2 separate regions of the Homo sapiens genome follow, and region 2 is linked to region 1. Evidence: read pairs that join two places in POLR2A ChIA-PET (ENCODE). Cell type or tissue: OCI-LY7. All regions are shown on one strand. Links, peaks and the distances in the headings refer to the core of each region. The heading gives the core; the rest is flanking DNA.

The links. ChIA-PET counts read pairs that join two places held together with the same protein. Peaks named below come from ENCODE experiments on the same cell type or tissue, not always from the same donor. Only the 100,000 strongest peaks of a DNase experiment are listed, where the experiment ranks them.
Region 2: POLR2A ChIA-PET joins it to region 1 with 5 read pairs; 2 of 35 experiments call an interaction of 5 or more read pairs at or near these places.

Annotation. Positions count from the first base shown.
Region 1 is chr7:106,613,463-106,621,187 of GRCh38, reverse strand. No RefSeq gene overlaps it. Among named protein-coding and RNA genes, the nearest start is that of CTB-30L5.1, 18 kb to the right of the region's middle. In OCI-LY7, for the core only: no CTCF peak of the experiment used is centred there; no DNase peak of the experiment used is centred there.
Region 2 is chr7:107,141,833-107,149,557 of GRCh38, reverse strand. It overlaps PRKAR2B (protein kinase cAMP-dependent type II regulatory subunit beta), which reads right to left. Exons shown (of 11, transcript NM_002736.3): 6 at 3,097-3,250. Among named protein-coding and RNA genes, the nearest start is that of HBP1, 23 kb to the left of the region's middle. In OCI-LY7, for the core only: no CTCF peak of the experiment used is centred there; no DNase peak of the experiment used is centred there; H3K4me3 peaks cover 204 bases; H3K27ac peaks cover 2,055 bases.

The DNA of each region.
Region 1 (7,725 bases), core at 2,447-6,446:
CTGTCCTATTTTAAGAAATTACCATAGCCACCCCAACCTTCAGCAACCATAATGCTGATCAGTCAGCAGCCATTGACATGGAGGCAAGACCCTCTACCAGCAAAAAGATTAGGACTTGCTCAAGGCTGAGATGATTGTTAATATTTTTTAGCAACAAAGTATTTTAAATTGAGGTATGCACATTTTTAGATACAATGGTATTGCACACTTAATACGCTACAATGTAATGTAAATATAACTTTTATATTCACTGGAACACAAAAAATTTATGTGACTCACTTTATTGCGATATTCTCTTTATTGCAGTGGTCTGGAACCAAACTTGCAATATTTCCAAAGTATGACTGTATTATGATTTACTTTCCAAACTTATTTCTCTCTGCCTTTATGTGTTACTGTGTCTCAAAGGTGAGGGCTTTTGTAGGTCAAAATGTCATTCATATGTGGTATAAACTATCTAAAAATGCAATATTTTTATTCTGTCTTTGGGAAAAGCAACCTTCTCTTTTTTTTTAACCCTTCTCTTTATTAAACATATAAAAAAAGACTACTTATAAGTAACTGATCAAATGAGTTACTAAATTTAGTGCTAGAGATTATTGAGAACTGGAATCCATATTGTGGTTCGGCACACAAAGAGCTAGTGAGAATTTCCTCATTTCATGCATTGAAGTTATATTTATTGCACACCTTCGGTGTCAGGTACTGTTAGGCTTCGGTATACAGTGATGAACCATACATACCTGGTCTATATTTGCATGACACTTAAAGCTTTAAACAAACACAAAAGTTACATGTATAATTATAAATTGTGTTAAGTGCCATGAAATAAAAGACAAGGATCCATGGAGAGAATTACATGCAGGACAAAATTTTAGATTGGGGGATTGTCAAAGCAAGTGCCTGTGGGGAAGAGGCACTTCAACTTTGGCCATTGGTATGCTAGGAGCTAGCCAGGCAGAGTGGGTACAAAGTGCACTGTAAGAAGGTTGGTAAGAATGGATCTAGTTTAAGGAACCAGGAGAAGAGTGTGGACACAATCACTGAAATAAGGGAAGCATGAGGCAAGATGGCATTAGAATGGGTACCTCCTTAGGAACTAGAGGGCCTTGTCAGGTTACAGATCCTATATGTTATTATAAAGGGTACAGTGGGGACCTTAGGAATGTTTTAGAATAATCTCATTAGATTCAGGATTGTTAGATGGCATTCTAGCTGCTGTGTAAATCAGGTATTGGGGCTGAAGTGGGAAGGATGAGGGGGCACAGAGGTTAAGAAAGAAAGCAGCAAGATCAGTTGGAGTGTGGTGAGAGATCAGGTGACTTGGCTTAGGGTGATGGTGGTGGAAAGAAACAGAGGCAGAGCTGAAAGTATTTGGTGATGGACAGATCGTAGGAGGGATTGATGGGGGAGGGATGAAGAATGACTTTCAGGCTTTGTGCTTGAGCAGCTGGGAGGGGCAGGACATCATAAGGGTGGTCTTAAGTTGGTTGTAGATTTCAATTGCTGCTATTTTTGGTATTATTTAATATATTTAGAGAATTTTGGTTAGAATTTTGTTTTGTTTCTATCCAATTGCTTAGTTGTTACCATCTCAATTGGTCAGAAGATTGTCTCTAATTCCTCGCTGTCATCAAGATCTTTTCACACTGGAATATGAAACTAGTGGGTTATGTACACCATCTTTTGCTCTGTCTTTAGTTGCAATCACAAATCTTTTTTTTTTTCTTGTAGAGATGGGGTCTTGCTACGTGGCCCAGTCTGGTCTCGAACTCCTGACCACAAGTGCACAAACTTTTAATTGCCATGCTTTAGAAGAATCTCCCACTCCAATGAAATTGGTTTCCTCACTGTTTACTGAACATTTTCCCGTCTTTTTTTCTTCACATTTGCTCTTGTCTGAAATGCCCTTCCCCTTCCTGCCTACCTATTAGAAGTCTGACCATCCTTTAAGATTCAGCTCATGTCTACTGCTTATGAGAAGGTTTTACTGACCACCAGCTCACTGGGCTTCTGACACATCATGGTTGCTTTGCAATCTTAGTTTTCTTTGCATGAGTGTAAGATTACCCCCAAAAGATTCCAATTTCCTTGAAGACCCCAAGGTGGAGTCTTTATTGGCCCTACAGAAGCTTTCAGGAAATCTATCACATAGTCAAAGCTCAAATAATGTTTCTTGGTCAGTGGTTAAAGTCATGTCAAGTCAGGTGGGAGAGGAGGCTACTGGAGGAGTTATTCTGGGTCAGACAGGACCTAAAACAGGCCTCATCACACTAGAAGTTGAAGGCATTCTACTACCTGGCTACATATAAATAATATTAAATTTCTAACGTATTCTACACATAAGACAAAATAATTGGGTTTATGGCCTCTGTTCTTGCCTATCTATCAATGATTGGAGATTGAACTTGAAGAGAAAGCAAATTTTAGATCTTGTGATATTTCCATACTATTTGTTACTGTACTTTCTAGAGCCATGCTGTCCATTTTTGTTTTTCATTCTCTGAGACACATTTATCAAGACAGCTCCTGGGCATGAGTCCAAAAAACAGTTTCAAGAATTCAGGGAATTAAATAGCACCAACCAAATTTTCAGTTGCAACAGTAGTTATTAAGTAGAGCTCATTTAATTCCAGGCTATGATCTGGACCAAGGAAAATTAACTCTTGCCTTTTTGAAGTCTCACTGTTTGTGGAGCTGGGACACCAAAGTCATGTCTGTTTGAATTTTTGATAGCCTAATCCTCCACCCAAGGTATGCTAAATTATGACACATGCATCTTTAAGCCACATATAAAGTAACCTTCCTTCGAGAATTTGGGGAATTTTCAAAATACTCTGGAGGCCACTTACAAGTATCATAAAACCAGTACCTATAATCTTTTGGTTTAGGAAATTGAAGTAAAAATATGAAGGATAAAGTCAATGCAAACAAAATCAATTTTTACATTGCATTTAATTGTCCTCTTTCCAGAAAGCAATTCATTGAGAATCCCCTAAACTGGATTACTCTCCTTTTTTGTCTGGGGGTGGGGTCTCAATATCTAGCACATTGGTTCTTAACTCCAGCCCAGATCAGAATTACTTGCAGAACTAGTTCCCAGGCAGCAGGGTGATCGTAACGTGCAGCCAGGGTTCAAGACCAAGGCAGCTAACCTAAATAAGGCAGCTGTAATGAGTATGCTTCTATCTAAATCCAGTGAAACAGGAATCCTTCTGGCAGCCTTTATTATAACAGCTGCAGCCTAGAAACAACACAAATACCTACACACAGTGGTATGGATAACTAAATTGTGGAATACTCATACAAAAGAATAGGATACAGAAATGAAAATTGCTAAGTTACTATTGTATCAAACAGCATGGATACAACCCCAGTAATGTTGAGTGAAAGAAGCAAGACATAAAGGAACACATACTGTTTCATTCCAGTTTTATTAACTTCAAACACAGGCAAATCTAATCTATAGTGTTAGAAGTCAGGGTATTGGTTAAGTTGGGGGAGGGAGATGGAGGCAGTAATTGAGAGTGATCACAAGGGAAAGATTCCATGGTGCTGGTAATAGTCTATTTTTTAAGCGTTGTGGAAGTTAGAGGCCAAAGGTTATACAAAATAAAATATGTTTTCATTTTATCATTTCAGTATGTTCTAAAATCTATACACTGAAATGATTAAAGAGGTTCACCTATAATATCAAACACTATAATATTTTGGAGGAAGATATTTGGTTAAAAAATAGTAATAAGATTTTACAGTGACATTTATCATTGTGGGTCTTGATTTTCTACTAGTTCTTGGTCTTTTAATATAATGTGATCTTGGAGACAGACCTACTTAAGACAATACTTTTCAAGTTAATTCCAGCAAATGGGGTCTAAGATAAATCTGCTCATTTAATTCTTCTCCAAAGTAAATAGCCTATGATATAAAGCCATTTATATAATTTTCAAATAACTATAATATCTTATGAATTCATATTGCAATATAGACCTGGGCAGCATTAACACTGGGCTATTTTAAACCCTCTTAATACCCTGAGAGTACCTAATAAATTTGTGAATTGAAATATGTTATTGAAGATGATGATATCCTGGACTAAATTATTTAATTCATTTATGAGTGTTATTATTTTCTGATTATAACAGTAATAGGTTTGTTGTAAAAAAAAAAAGTTGAAAAATAATTAAAAAATTAAAAATGCTTATAATTCAGCCACTTAGAGGTAAGCACTTTTATTACACTGTGGTATAATTCTCTGGGAAAAAGAAAGGATGTGTATATGCATGCATTTAAACAAAATTAGCTACACAGCTTTGACTCACTCCCACTTTTTTCATTTAGTGATATAGTGTAAGCATTTTCCTGAGTCATAAATGTTCTTCAGAGGTATGAATCTTAGATGTTAATTTCTTTAAACTCTATTGTTGGAGTTTTAGGTTATTTCCATCTTCTTGCTTCCATTAGATGCTAAGAATGGAATGAGCATTGTTTGGTGGAGAAAACAGGCTGAAGACAGGCAGGGAATGTGCAGGGGAGGATCTTGCATAGCCAAGCTTTGCAATGGCTTATACCTTGTTGTCAGTGTTTGCACCCTTCTCTGGCTCCTCTTCACCTTCTTTTTTTCCTCCCACCCTCTCCATACCTACCCATACCTCTTCCTCTTCCCCCTCTTCTTTTCCCCCTCCTCCTCCTCCCTCCTCTTCCTCTCTCTCCTTCTTCTCCATTCCAGCCACACTGACTTCCTTGCTATCAATACACCAGGTCCTTTTCTGCCCTCAGGAATTTTTGGCTCTGTCTGCCTGAATTACTTTTCTCTCCTGTCACAAGTGTCTCCTTCATGCCTTTACTTCCTTGAGGGGCTAAATAATTGTCCCCAGGTCAGATACCTAGAGGGTGAGTCCAGGTCTTCTGACTTTGATTCTTTAATTAGGAGATAGCCCAGGGCTGGGATAGCCTGGTGAGAGTAGGGAGTGGGCCTGTAGGCTGGTCCTCTGTCCAGCTCTTATTTGACAGCCCATGGTGGCTGATTCATCTCTGTATTTAAGACATTCTTCCAGTATCTCCCTCTAGAAGAGAAAATACACAGAACTGTACATGTAATATTCAGTGTCAGGCACGGCGCACAGGTTTTCACGCACCATCTCAGTAAACCCTCATGTTGACCTCTCATGTGGGAGTTCTTATTCCAGTTTCCAGATAAGGAAACTGAGAACTTAGAGAAGTGAAGTGACTTCCTCTCACAATGAGTGATGCTTAGATAACCATTTGGGAAAAGTAGTAACAAGATATACTTAAGATTTCTAGTTCTCAACCAGGCCCTATTCTCTGGGCAATTTTGAGATTGTTGTCTAACAATTTTGGTGTTTCTCCTTCTGAAAAATAGAGATGACAAATTTATGCACCTTGTCTTTGATAGGTTGCTGGGAGGACCAGCTCACTGACAGATTAAAGTTACCAAGTTGAAGTGATGAGCTTGAATCCTTCTGCAGTCACACGTTTGGCCTAGCAGAGGTGAGAGGTGGGATTTCAGATGACTTTGACACTCTCCATCAACTCCTTTCCCCAGATCTGGCCATTTGTTCTCATTTCATTCCCAATTCTTTCTCTTTGTTCTTTTTAAACCATATTTCCCATATGTCTGCTCATTCCCTGTAATTTCTCCTCATGTCTAGCAATTGTCATTTCCCATATGTCCACATAAAATCTACCATCTAAGAAGAAAAAAAATCAGAAAACAAAACCAGAGAAGTAAGACTCAACATTAAAATGTAATTTAGAGTTAACATTTCCTCTCAAAATACAGCAGTAGGGACTGGATTTATATTCCTGCTGGAAATAACTAAGAAAGTAGACAAAGTACATGAAACAATTGTTCTCAAGACAAGATGTCAGTCAATGAAGGACAATGATCTTTGCGAGATGGGAAATAAATGAAGAGATCCATAAAATTGCCCTAACTTACTGACTGAACAAAGTTTTCAGGCCACGGTACAGAGAGGAGGAAATGAGGCCGAGTTGAGGAGTTTCCCTAAATTGTGGGGATGGAGTCAGTAGTCCATGGAGGCTGCTATATTTAATATCTAATGTGTATTAGGAAACTAGCTGAGACCAAGGGAAGAAACACCCAAAAGGATTAGAGGAAACAATACCCAGGATCACACGGGGCCAGGAATAATCCCTGTTCTCAATAGCTGGTGTGGAAGACCTCATAATTCACATGCCATTTGGTAGAATGCTAAGGAGAGTTTTGCCACAGCAGTGAAGAAAAATTATCCCTTCACTAACTACTGCTCTGGTCTTGCCTAAAAAGGCTTAAAAACAAGCCTGAGAGGTTAAAACTATTTCCAAGGAATTTAACTGAATCCCTAAACAAAGTTCAAGAATATTTATGAGAATACAAAAATATCCAGCACCGTCTAAAGTAAAACTCACAATGTTTGGCATCCAATCAGAAATTACCAGGCATGCAAACAAACAGGAAAATACAACACATAATAAGGGGGAAAATCAGACAGTCAAAACTGACCCAGGAATTATGCAGATAATAGAATTAGTAGAGAACATTAAAATGGTTATTTTAACCATATTCCACATGTTCAAGAAGTTAGAGTGCAGATTGAGCATGTTAAGTAAAGACATGCAAGTTAAGAAATCCAAAATAAACTTCTAGAGATGAAAACTATAATGACTAAAATTAAAAATCTAGTCTAAGATTACTAGGTAGGATCAATGAGAGATTAGACATTTCAGAATAAAAGATTAGAGAACTTGAAGACATAGCAATGGAAACCATCTAAAACAAAACACATAGAGAAAAGAATGCTTCAAGTGTAATTGGATCCCCAAGGGGTGAGACAGGCAGAAAAAATAAATAAATAATGGACAAGAATTTTTAAAGTTGATGAAAATTTTAAATGTATAGATTTAATAAGCCCAGTGAACTGCAAACACAGGAAAACATGAGGAAAACTATGCTAAGTCACTTCATAATCATGTTGCTTAAATTTAAAAATAAAAAGGGAATCTTAAAAGAACCTGGAGAAAAATACACAAATAAAAGCAGATTTCTCAACAGAACTGATACAATCAAGAATGCAATGGAGAAACATCTTTCAAATATATTTAAAAATTTTTTTGTGACCCTGGATTAGGCAGATTTCCTAGTTACAACACCAAAAGCATGATTCATTACAAAAAAATTGGACATTCTCAAACTAAGAACTTTTACTTTTTGGAAGACTTTTTAAAGTATTAAATGATAACACACAGGCTGGGAGAAAATATTTGCAAATGACCTATATGACAAGGGGCTTGTATCCAGAACATAACTCTCAAAACTCAATTTTGTGAAGATAATCCAATTAAAAATGGCAAAAGATTTGAACAAACACATTACCAAAGAAGATATATGAACGGCAAATAAGTGCATAAAAAGCTGCTGAACATTATAAGGCCTTAGGGGAAATGCAAATAAAAACTACAATGACATAACAATACACATCTTTTAGAATGTTTAAAAGACTGACCTACTAAATGATGTGGTAACTGGAACTCTCATGCACTGTTAATGGGATTGTGAAAATGCAACTATTATGGAAAACAGTTAGGTATTTTTTTAAAAAAATTTAAGCATGCACCCCGTATGTGACCCAATCTACTCCCAGGTATTGTCACTAAAAAGATCAAAGCAGGCCGGGCGCGGTGGCTCATGCCTATAATCCTAGC
Region 2 (7,725 bases), core at 2,130-6,129, 530 kb before region 1:
ATTAATGTCCTTATAAAAGAGATCCCAATGAGCTCCCTTGCCCCTTCCACCATGTGAGAACACAAGTAGAAGACGCTGTCTGTTAAACAGGAAAACAAGCCCTCACCAGACACCGAATCTTCTGGTGCCTTGATCTTGGACTTCTCAGCGTCCAGACCATGAGAAATAAATGTATGCTGCTTAAGCCACCCATTCTATAACAGTCTGTCATAGCACCCCAAAAGGACTAAGACACTAGGAAATTAAACATCTTGTTTCCCAATTTGGTATTGGCTGTAATTTGGACTTGTTTTACTCCTAATACTTTTTTTAAAAGAAAATTTTACAAGATAATTAGCACAAATATTGAAATTATTTCCAAGCCTGGCTCTGCATCAGAATAAGCTATAGTATTAAAAAAGATTTCTGAGACACCAGACCTTAATGACTCAAGATCTCTGCATGTAGGGCTCAATAATTCATAAATGCTCCCAAAGTGATTCTGATATGTAATCAGGTTTGGAAATCAGGTATAACACCATTGTATGGACAGCGGTTATTGCAAAACAGAGAAGACTCAAAATAGCTTAATGATTTAGAAACTAATCATAATCAGTTATATCTCTCAGAAAGAATTTTCCATTAGTAACCTACCTCTTCACACCCACTGTGACATATAAAGTCCAGAATTTCAAATACTTTCATCCTGAAGCCATTTCAAAAATCACCTTTCCAAATCATCAGTATAGTCACGTAGATCATGTTAGCCCTAAGGCTAATAGTGACCAAATATTATTTACAGAGTGAGACTATTCTGCAATGGACTTTTCTCTTGGGCTTTTTTTGCTTATCTTTACACACCTGTATTTATAAGGCAGACCTCCAGTCTGTTGACCTTAAAAGAAAAATTTATTTTCTACTCGACTCTCCCTGAGAAGGAGTTATTATAATTAGTCAAGTCACCCTTAAAAAGTAGGCTTGAAATACTAAGTAATTATGTTAATTATTCTAACTTTTTTAGAAAGCTATTATATGTCAGGAGGATTATCACAAACTGCCCATTTTTATAAAATTTAATAACATGTATAGACTACTAAAAAGCTCTGAAAATGCTTAATCCTATCTTAGGAACTTAAGTAGTACGTGCACTAGGAAATTCTGGGTCTTTTATACCCCATTAAAGTTTCTACAAGGGCTAAAAACTATCAGTATTCAAAGAGGCCAACCTATAAAACAGTTGATCTTATTCTGAAGATGTGCAAGGAGGCAGTTTCCTCACTGTGTGACAATCTGACAATCTGAATCTGAACGGCAACCCCATTGGAATGACTACATTTGAAAAGTAAACCTTCCTGAATAAAACAGGTCATGGCAGATGCTAGATTTATCCCACCACTTTAATTACAGGCAGACAAAGACTTCTGTGGGTGAAGGACTGTCCTGGTTTGAAGTTTTTTCTTTGCTGGCTTTGGGTATTCAAATCACTGACAGTTCTTTCCTTTTCCTGAGACAATTCAGCTTTTCCTCTAAACCTTAAAAAAGTGACTCATCACATTTTTAAATAAGTATATAATAACTGGTTCCAATTAAAAGAAATGTAAAATGTCTTGTCTCTTTGATCAAGAGATATTTTTTATCAGCTGAATTGACTTCAGAGTCAAATGCTGAACTGTGACTAAATAATGTGTGACTTCCACAATGCTATATACAGTAGTCCTTGGAAATGAGACTTTTAACAGACTTCATATTTACTTCAACCTCTTCTCTTTCCACAAAAGGATTTGAGAGAAATAACCCAATAAATGCATGTCAAAACTAGTGGGTGGGCTATTTTCAACAATTTTAAAAGAAAATACATATACTGTAAACATTTCCCTAAATCGATGCTGTTTAAGGTTTGGCCTGACATCAGGCAGTACTGCCATCTCCTGGGAGCTGATGAGAAATGCAAAAATCACGGGCCTCACCCCAGAACCACTGAATCAGAATCTGCATTTTAACTGGATTCCCAGGTGATTTGTAAGCATATTAAAGTTTGAGAATCACTACCTTAAATACAATCCTCCAGAAGGAGCTTTAGTAGTGCCTAATAATTTGCATCCTATCATATGTGAAAATATTGCCCGAATGTATCTTTAAACCAGCTTTTAAGTCTTGCGGGAATACCACATTAAGAAATGTATTTAAAAGTACTAATGCTCAGGTCCCAGTGCTGAAGATTCTGATCAATTTGCCCATGGTGAGGTCTAGGTAAGAGGATTTTTTTTGAGACAGAGTCTCGCTCTGTCGCCCAGGCTGGAGTGCAGTGGTGCAATCTCAGCTTCACTGCAAGCTCCGCCTCCCGGGTTCATGCCATTCTCCTGCCTCAGCCTCCTGAGTAGCTGGGACTACAGGCACCCACGACCGTGCCCGGCTAATTTTTTGTATTTTTAGTAGAGACGGGGTTTCACCGTGGTCTCGATCTCCTGACCTCGTGGCTAGGTAAGAGGATTTTAAAAAAATACTCCAGGTAATTCTGATGTGGGGCACATGAGCACAGCCACCAAGCATTTTTTCCCTACACAACTGCTTTTAAATGCAGAGTAGTTACCAATCAATTTATAGCACCAAGAGCATCCTTTTATACTGGTTTCTCAAACTCCGAATTTCTGATGCAGTAGGTCAGAATCAGTGGGTGGGGCCCCAGAATGGGCATTTCTAAAAAGTTCCCAAGTGATACAGCTGCCAGTGTTCAGGGGACCACACTCTGGGAGCCACAACTTTATCAGATTATAATACTTACCTCAGAAAGCTATCTGAGAAAAAGTACTTAAGGCTGTGTTTGTATGGCTGGTTATTTTCTAAGAGTGGGTAAGACAGGAGCATTCTGAATCTGAGTGTCTTTCCTGGGCCACCAGGTCCCAAGCTCCTGACTGGACTGGAGGAGTGGGGGCAATGACATCAGGATCTGACTTAGTGAAGTCTTAGTGCCCTACAGTTCAGCATTCAGTGGCTGCTTAATAAATTACCTGATGACTGATGATCTTTAAATTAAAATACTACATGCGGCAATTTGTAACACCGTCATAGCAATTGCTACAAATCATAACATTCAGGTCAAATAAGTATTTTACTCACCAAACCCCACAGAGCACCAGGAGAGGTAGCAGTGATTGTAGCTGCTCTGGGTGTATTGTACATTAAGGCCAGTTCGCCGAAACTCCCACGATTATCATAGTTACCAACACATCTTCCAACACCATCACATTTCACATAAATATCAAATGTGCCTCTGTTGGACATATGTAGATTGGAGGTTAATTCAAATAAAATATCATTAAAATAAAACATTATTTCAGAAAAGAGCCCTGTGAAATAAAAATCTTATTTCCAGCCTGTTATCCCCTCCGATGACAATAAAGGGGAATCAATCTGTGCCATCTGTTCCAGACCATGTGCCTGCTGGGAAAAATGGGACTAAACAATAAAAATTTGGAATAAGGAATGATAAAACTATAACTAAAGACTACAACCAAATAGTATATGCATAAAAAACCATCTGGAGAGGCCGGGTCTCACACCTGTAATCACAGCACTTTGGGAGGCTGAGGCGGGTGGATCACCTGAGGTTAGGAGTTTGAGACCAGCCTGGCCAACATGGTGAAACCCTGTCTCTATTAAAAATACAAAATATTAGCCGGGTGTGATGGCGGGATCCCATAATCTCAGCTACTCGGGAGGCTGAGGCAGGAGAATCACTTGAACCTGGGAGACGGAGGTTGCAGTGAGCCGAGATTGTGCCACTGCACTCCAGCCTGGGTGACAAGAGCAAAACTCCAACTCAAAAAAAAAAAAAAAAAAAAAAATCATCTGAAGAGGCTGGGTGTGGTGGCTTACTTACATCTGTAATTCCAGCAATTTGGAAGTCCAAGGTAAGAGGATCACTTGAGCCTAGGAGTTCAAGACCAGCCTGGGCAACATAGCAAGATCCCATCTCTATAAAAAATTAACCTTAAAAAAAGAAAGAAAATCATCTGAAGAAACATTTATCAAATCACTGACTGTAGTTATCTAAAAGCATAAGAATAGTGAGGGATTCTAGGCATATTCGCTATCTAATTTAAGAGTTTCTGTTTGTAACATGAACATATTATTACTTTTGTGATCAGAAGAAAATAACTTTTTAAAAAGAATCTAGCTATAGCAATTTGGTTAGCCACTACTCTACAAAACTTACTAGGGTCCTTTATAATCTATAGCAGACGTTGGCAAACTATAGCCCACAAACTGGCTATCTGCTTTTGTAAATAAAGTTTCACTGCAATATAAACACTCTTGTTTGTTTATGTGTTATCTATGGCTGGTTTTATGCTACAACTGCAGAGTTGAGTAGTTACAACAGAGAACATATTGGCCTGCAAAGCCAAAAATATTTACTCTCTGGCCCTTTACTTTAGATCAACCCCCATTCTAAAGTTAAAAAGTAGAAATTCAGACTAGATATCTAACTCTGGTCTTTTTATAGTTTTTTGGTGCTTATCTTTTAACTGGGGTTCTTTTTCTAGGCAAATAAGGTTCAGTTTGCATGTCACTGCACTTCCTATTACCCAGACCCTATATTCACGTAAACTGCATTCTTTGTGTGGATGACTGACTTTCCGCATACTGTATTTTATCAGAGAACATGCTTTCAAGGCTTGCACCTGTGAGGGCAGATAGAAAAAATTCTTTGGCTTTATTCTGTTGACTAAACCCTAACACAGACAAAGAGTGGGGACGTGCTGCTAAAAAAAAAAAAAAAAAAAAAAAAAAAGTGGCTTTTAACATTAGAAAATTATTATGGGCCAGGCCTGGTACCTCATGCCTGTAATTCCAATGTTTTGGGAGGCCAAGGTGGGAGGATTTGAATCCAGGAGTTCAAGACCAGCCTGGGCAACATAGCAAGACTCTGTCTCTACAAAAAACCAAAAAATTAGTCAAGTATGGTGGCACATGCCTGTACTCCTAGCTACTTGGAAGGCTGAGGCAAGAGGATCGCTTGGGCCCAGGAGTTCAAGGCTGCAGTGAGCTGTGACTGCACCACTGCACTCGAGCCTAGGCAAGAAAGTGAGACACTCTCCCTGCCCCTCCAAAAAAGAAAGAAAAGGATTATTAATAATAAAGAAGCAATAACAGCAGAAACATGATAGACAGAAGAAAATAATTGGCTTTCATGGCCAGGCACAGTGGTTCACGCCTGTAATCCCAGAACTTTAGGAGGCCAAGGTGGGCAGATCACAAGGTCAGGAGTTTGAGACCAGCCTGGCCAACATGGTGAAACCCCGTCTCTACTAAAAATACAAAAAAATTAGCCAGGCGTGGTGGCAGTCACCTGTAATCCCAGCTACTCGGGAGGTTGAGGAAGAAGAATCACCTGAACCCAGGAGGACAGTGGGTGCAGTGAGCTGAGATTGCGCCACTGCACTCCAGCCTGGGCAACAAGAGCAAGACTCCGCCTCAAAAATAAATAAATAAATAAATAAATAAATAAATAAATAAATAAATAAGAAAAGAATTGGTTTTCAATGTCATTCACGGATAGAATGACTGTTTCAAGGGAAACTACTAGAATTTGTCCCATGGATAATCATTTTTCAAGTACAGGGTTAGTTTCCCTCATCCAAAATTCTTGGGACCAGAAGTGTTATAGATTTTAGATATTTTCAGATTTTAGAATATTTGCATATATAGAATGAGGTATCTTGGGAATGAGACCCAAGTCTAAATACAAAATCAGTTTATGTTTCATATATACCTTATACACACAGCCTCAATATAATTTTATTTAATATTTTGAGTAATTTTGTACATGAAACCAAATTTGTGTACATTGAACCACCAGAAAGCAAAGGTGTCATTATCTCAACCACCCATGTGGACAATCTGTGGTTGTTCAGCATTACCATCATTCCTGACTCTGAATTTATATGCTACCAATAAGCCATCATTTTTTACTTGTATTCACACATAAGTACTTAACAGTAAAAAATAAGACATACCATTAACACAGTAAAAACTAATGTGTTTGGGGCAACTAAGCAGCATAGTAGCATCCCCAGAATACCTGCACCAGCTGCCAAACAAGAGCAACCACAAACAATGGCAGGCTTGCAGTCTCCACCTACAATGCTATATTCTGATTAAAGTTACTGTACCTCGTACACTAACCCCTTCGGGGATGCTGAATAAGCTGTTGTGTGCCTGCATTTTGACTGTAAACCATCACATGAGGTCAGGTGTGGAATTTCCACTTGTGCCATCATGTTGATGCTCAAAATGCTTTGGAGTTTGGAGAATTTCAGATTTTCAGACTAGCAATGCTGTACAGATTAAACTCTTCGATTTACACTATTTATACTTTTGCGCTGAAACTGTTCTCTACACTCGGCTACTTTGAATAGGGTAAAACAAAGCCAAATGTGCCGAGGAGAAGTAAAATGAGCTATCAGTCCAGTTGAAATCACATCAGTCTAAAATCTGTTAAAATACCGCAGGCTAGGCCAGGCACACTGACTTACACCTGTAAACCCACCACTTTGGGAAGCCAAGGCAGGCGGATTACCTGAAGGCAGGAGTTCGAGACCAGCCCGACCAACATGGTGATACCTTGTCTCTACTGAAAATACAAAAATTAGCTGGGTGTGGTGGCGGGTACCTGTAGTCCCAGCTACTCCGCAGGCTGAGGCAGGAGAATCGCTTGAAACTGGGAGGCAGAGGTTGCAGTGGGTCGAGATCGCACCACTGCACTCCAGCCTGGGCAACAGAGCAAGACTGTTTAAAAAAAAAAAACAAACAAAAAATCTTGGGCTGTTTTTTTCACACAGACTTCTTCTCTGATAATACAAGGCCTCCGGCAGGCAAGAACCTCCAGAAAGAACATGAACAGGGCAGGAGACCTGGCTGTGGAGTTGGCTCTACGCCAGTCATTTGGGTGATCTGAACCAAGTGCTGTCACTTCTGTGGGCCTGCATGTTCTCATCTACCAAATGGGTGACTAGGATCTAACTGAAAAGGGAATACACTATATACAAATGTAAGGCAGTTTTGAAAGTCAAAAATCCCCACTAAATGGTTAAGATCATAGAGGGTTAGGGCTTCTCATACACCTCTACAATTAAACACACTTAGGTGCATTTCTGAGGTGTTTCAGTGATGATAGCTATTAATGATATAAAAATCATTACTTTGATTCACATATAGATAACTGGTTTATTCTATTCTAAAATCCTGGCTAGTGCTTCAGCCACAGGTCACCAGGAATTTGGGATGAGGGAATGGGAGAATCAGTGACAACTCTTGATTTAAACAGCATGCTCGACTGACGCATGAAAGATACCACCCACAGAGCCAAAATAACGAAATGAGGCTTCAGGAGACCAAAGAGGTCATTTTCACCAAGACCTCTGAGGTGAACACAACCCAGCCCAGAGAGCAAACGTAACCCAGTAAGTCAGGCTGGGAGAGGACCTGCGTTCCACACACAAGGGGAGGGGTCAGGGATGCCAATTGTCTCATGAACACTTATCATTGTTTTACAAAAGTGAAGAAATAAGGACTCAGCTCAGGCTGCTCTGCTGTTAGATTTCAGGATTCATCTATTGCATAAGGCATATTGTTCTATGATGAGGTAAAGCACAACTTAAATTTCCTGAAAACAGATTTTCAACATAAATGCAAGACTTCTTTAAATAATTATAGAGTTTTTTTAAGACAAATATAATAATATAC